Regions from separate parts of the Homo sapiens genome. Here region 2 is linked to region 1. Evidence: chromatin contacts called from ENCODE Hi-C data. All regions are on one chromosome and are shown on one strand. The core of a region is the stretch at or near the end of the contact, and the rest is flanking DNA. Distances in the headings are between cores, read along the strand shown.

The links. A loop is a pair of places that touch in the nucleus more often than their neighbours do. Pooled maps may share reads with other maps.
Region 2: a pooled map shows a loop between it and region 1 (4-fold over the local background). The contact joins two enhancer-like sites. A Hi-C loop is called at or near these places in 2 of 168 maps with a recorded cell type or tissue (adrenal gland and astrocyte of the cerebellum) and 4 of 50 pooled maps.

Annotation. Positions count from the first base shown.
Region 1 is chr9:107,212,297-107,214,996 of GRCh38, reverse strand. No RefSeq gene overlaps it. Among named protein-coding and RNA genes, the nearest start is that of RAD23B, 70 kb to the left of the region's middle. Within about 2 kb of position 1,301, at least 7 of the 41 ENCODE cell types and tissues checked have a DNase peak (open chromatin) inside an H3K27ac peak, as active enhancers do.
Region 2 is chr9:107,311,543-107,314,242 of GRCh38, reverse strand. RAD23B (RAD23 nucleotide excision repair protein B) reads right to left here. Exons shown (of 10, transcript NM_002874.5): 5 at 2,506-2,561. Among named protein-coding and RNA genes, the nearest start is that of RAD23B, 30 kb to the right of the region's middle. Within about 2 kb of position 1,325, at least 2 of the 41 ENCODE cell types and tissues checked have a DNase peak (open chromatin) inside an H3K27ac peak, as active enhancers do.

The DNA of each region.
Region 1 (2,700 bases), core at 52-2,551:
TTATGTAACTATGTGATCAATCTTGGTAATTTTCCAAAAATAAGTTCATTCCAAAGAGCCTGAGAGCCTCTCAGCCTCCCCACACTAAAAAACTCTGAGCAACATCCCAATGGCCATTTCAGTAAAAAACAAACAAACAAAAAAGAAAGAAATCCTGTCTTTACCAGGTACCAGCATCATGCCTCACAAATAGTCTGTATTCTGAATACATATCCTAAACCAGATTTTTTTTATATCAAATAAATTGGAGAGAATGGTTGACACTTTTCTGACAATTGCACTGACTCCTTCTTTGCTTAAAAATGGTGGCTTGTGTAGAGAGAAAAATCTGTAATGCATAACCAAGTTCCCTAGTTTGGTCAAGTGTTTTTAAGAACTCTTATTGAAAGGGAGCACTAGCCCAGAAGTAGTTCTTAACTTCCGACAGCATTTTTATTAGCCAAGTCATCAATGCTACAAAGTCCTACATAAGAATTGACAATGGAATTTGCTGGGATGAATATATCTACACGATATTTTAAACTTAAATCTAGTTTTCTTAAATCTAGTTTTTGCTTAGTAATATGAATAAAAATTTGTGGTATTGACTGCTAACACACAAACACGCATTTTAATTTTATTTATTTATTTATTTTTGAGACAGAGTCTCACTGTGTTGCCCAGGCTGGAGTGCAATGGCGTGATCTCGGCTCACTGCGACCTCTGCCTCCCAGGTTCAAATGATTCTTCTACCTCAGCCTCCTGAGTGGCTGGGACTACAGGCACCCACCATCACGCCTGGCTAATTTTTTCATTTTTAGTAGAGACAGGGTTTTGCCATGTTGGACAGGCTGGTCTCGAACTCCTGACCTCAGGTGATCTGCCCACCTCGGCCTCCCAAAGTGCTGGGATTACAGGCATGAGCCACCGCACCCGGCCACACATGCATTTTAAAAAACAATTTAAGAACATCATGTGTTGAGAGTGATGAATGAAAAGCCAGTTTGTTCTACTAGTGGGACATTTCAATGGAAGGATACACAGTTGGTTTAGCTGAGGGGAGAAAGTGCTTAACCACGAGTGGAAACTATTGAAAGGAGCTCACTAAAGATGGTGCATAGTAAGATCATTCTCAGAAACCAGAGGGAAAGGAATTTGTGATGCCTGGGGCAGAAATCTAGGAGAAAAGTGATTTGGAGGGGCCTGGATTGGGTGTATGCAACGGCACTTGTTGAAGAGAAGCAGAAATAACACAACTTGTGATGTGGAAGCCTGTGAACCAGGGTTACAGGAAATGACTCAGAGGGTAATGGTGTTGACTCATGTAAAGTACCAGAACCAAGGAAAGGGCTTGAACACACTAATGAACCACATCGTTCTTGGGGCAGCCACTAGAAGGTGAGAGCCCTCGCTTAACGCATCCATGCAGCGTGAGAAATAACCTATTGAAAAAGCCCTGTCTCCTATTCTAGCAAACAAAATAGCCCAATTCTTCCAAAAGACCTCATAGCTAGCATTTCTTTTTCTTTTTTTGTTAAGAATTACGAAACCGTAAGAAATATTTGCCTTTCATAGTTTGCATTTTTGATGTACACTCATAAAAAAAGGGGTGTTCCCAAATGAAGCACATTTTAGTTTAACATACAGTATGTAGCATATCATGCAATGTATAGTGAGCCTGCTAAGTTTATCTTTGGACACATGTGATCCACCCGCATTGTGTTGGATGCTGAGTGAAGGTGAGTAGGGCAGAGGGCACAGGAAGGAACTTCAGAGAACTAGGGCTGTGTAAGAGATACTCTAATGCAGAGGCGGAGGGCAGCCCACAGCTTCACATTCCAGCTCTACACTTTCCACCTGGGCCGTAGCTTCATTTGCTGGAGATCTAGGGCAGGGATACCCGGAGTTTGATTATTTAAATTGGTTGGATGGTGCTGGCCCCAAATCCCTATTTGATTTCTCAGATCTCTGCTAGTTCTACATAGGATGCGTGGAGATTGAAATGTTAGGTTCCAGACCTGGGATCAAATCCTGACTCTGCCACTTACAACCCAAGACTTTGGGGGCAGTTCAGCAACCTTTCTGTGCCTCAGTTTCCTCAATTGTGAAATGGGGATAAAGACCTATCTCATTAGGCTTTGTTTGTTTGTTTTTTTGAGACAAGATCTTACGCTGTTGCCCAATCTAGAGTGCAGTGGTGAAATCACGGCTCACTGCCGCCTCTATGTCCCAGGCTCAAGCAATCCTCCTGCCTCAGGCTCCCAAGTAACTGGACTACAGACCCATGTCACCATGCCTGGTTAATGTTTTTTTTTTTTGGTAGAGACATAGTCTCACTATATTGCCCAGGCTGGTCTCGAACTGCTAGGCTCAAGCGATCCTCCTGCTTTGGCCTCCCAAAGTGTTGGGATTACAGGTGTGAACCACCATGCCTAGCCCTCATTAGGTTTTTTGTGAGTTTGTGAGTATAAAATTATTCATGAGGATTTACTCATGAATACTCACCAGCTATTATTATTATAATACTGAAGGGAGGCGGTATAGCATAGTAGTTCAAGCGAGGACTCAGAGCCAGACTGTTTGGACCTGAATCCTGGCTGTGTGACCTTAGGCAAGTTCCTTAAATTCCCTTTGCTTCAGTTTTCTTATTTGTAAAATAGGGATAATAGGAGTACTTTCTTCAAAGGAAATAAGCAAAAATAAAAGGAGTGGATATATTTA
Region 2 (2,700 bases), core at 76-2,575, 99 kb before region 1:
GAAATCTGCACTTGTACTCCCTATATACAAATTTTAAAAATTAAAAAGAATAAGCTTTGGACTTATCTTCCAGGTCATGAGGAACTATTAAAAGAATTAACAAAGACCCCATGAGAGTTGCTTTCCACTCTGGTAAGGAAGAGGCAGACCAGGTGGATAAGGATAATGCAAGAGTACAAGTGAAATAAGGACCTGAACTAAGGCAACTAAATGACAGTGAAAACAAATATTCCAGAGACTTTAAGAAACAGAGTCATTAGTAACTGTGGAATGAGGGGAAGAAAGGGAAGGAGGAAGGAAGGAGAAAGGAAGGAAGGAGGAAGGAAGGAGAAAGGAAAGGAGAAAGGAGAGAGGACAGAGGAGAGAGGAGAAAGGAAAAGAAAAGAAACAGACTTACTGGGCCAAAAGAGGCAGAGGGTGGATGAATGAATGATGGTACAAGTAAGAAGTGAACAAGAAAAGAATCAGACTGGGGAATAAAAAATGAGTCAGTTTGAAACCTGAAGTCATGGAGGTTCTAAAGTTTTCTAGTTGACAATGTGAAGATACGAGTTTGGGAGTTCAGAGGGAGATCTGTACTGCAGCTGTAATTTGGGGAATCTATATAGTATATGGATGGTATTGGTCATTCCCATAATTTAAACTTTGAACTATGACCTAGAATGGAACCATAGAAAACTCATACATTTAATAGTCAGGTAAAATAAAACGAATTAACTGGCCGGGCACTGTGGTTCACGCCTGTAACCCCAGCACTTTGGAGGCCGAGGCGGGCAGATCACAAGGTCAGGAGATTGAGACCATCCTGGCTAGCAGGGTGAAACCCCATCTCTACTAAAAATACACAAAATTAGTCGGGCGTGGTGGCACGTGCCTGTAATCCCAGCTACTCAGGAGGCTGAGGCGGGAGAATCGCTTAAACCTGGGAGGTGGAGGTTGCAGTGAGCTGAGATCATGCCACTGCACTCCAGCCTGGGCGACAGAGTGAGACTACGAAAGGAAAAGGAAAGGAAGAAAGAAAAGAGAAAAGAAAATAAAGGAAAAAAGAAAAGAATTAACTAGAAAGCTTGAGAAGGAAGAGCCTGAGGTATGGATCAGGAAAAGAGTGGTGTCACAGCAGCCAAAGAAGGAAAGTTTAAAGAAGCAAGGTTAATTTGTACAGCAACAAGATAAATCAGAAAAATAAAATAAAATAAAAAAGCAGGGAATCAACATAGAGACTTGGGTAAATTAAAGATGAAAATGTAGAGGGATCCCGAGACCATAAAGCTGAGAATGGGAAGACATCGTCACAGAGGCTTGAGTAGCAGCAGCTACAGCATGGCCTCCCAGGCTCCCGGGAACTCAGGAGCATCAATGCATTCCAGCTGCAGCAGCAGTGACCACAGCCAGAGCCTTCAACACCATCAGGGGCAAGTGCTAGCTGGCTCCAGCTGGAGCCGAGGCCACAGACAGTTTACTGCCTCTCTGGGTAATCCTATTTTCCAGCCCTTCCAATTCCTAACAATTTCCTAAGATTAAGCCTTTCCCTCTTTGAAATAGAGTGGTTTCTGTTTTCCTGGCTAGAGACTAACTCACACTGTATTTGATAGCAGAGTGGTTTTAGGACACTGCTCCTCAAAGATGAAAATCTGGGGTTGTCACACCCAGGCGATCTTAGATAATTTAAACTGCCGTTTTGCCACTAAATGTACATGCCATTTTCCACAGCAACAAGGGCATCACGGAGTTCCAGTCCAACTAGCTCAGAGAACCAACTCAGATGCTAGGAGGTGGTACTGCTGCTGGAACCCTGCTGCTGTAGAAGCTAAGCAGGAATCCAGAAGCCTGTACTGCACCAAAGCTGCTGTTTCTACCTATTCCTCGCTTTCTCCCTCCCTGCCATTTAAAAGTAACAAACTAGGAATGGAGTTGCCAGCCAATAAACCAGTAATTAGCAGGAACTGTATCAGAGATGCTACAATGGGAGAAAAAAAATGCTGCTTCATTTTGACAGATTGGGGTGATGGGAGATGGAAAGGCATTATTCAGTAGGTAAAATTAAAAGTTGGGATAAAAAGGCATTTTTGCTGCAAGCCAATGCAAGCAACAAGATGTAGATGGGAATGTATAGTGCCATCAAGTTGAATTAAGTCTAATGGTGAATACACATGAAGTGTGAGGCAGATCTTAGAAAAATTTCATACCCATTTCAAAGACCCTTTGTAATAAATCCATACACAGATCAACCATGTTAGGATCACATTTAAAATTCACATCCGGAAAATGGAAATTTATTTGCTTTAACCAAGTAGGCTCAACTCAGAGCAAGTTTTAAAGAACTCAATACATAAACATTAAAAGTCTTTAGTAACACTATTAATTGAATAATTACCTAAATCAATCATCTTACAGCTTGATTATAAACAACCATGCAAATTATTAACACTTTTATCATGATCTAGAAAAGTGAAACCTCTTTCCTATCTCTTTATAGGTTATTTATAAGGAAAAGCAGATACTTACCAAGTGCACTCGTTGCATCTTCAAAAAGGTTTGACCGAGAAGAATCACCCGATGTACTACAAAAGGATTTTAGAAAAATCACATTTTAAAAAGTATATAAAATTTAATTTACATTAGTTTAGTAACTATCCAATTGGTAAACAGATTCTTTGATTTTAATTAAATATAAAAGTCTGACTACAGTATTTAAACTGT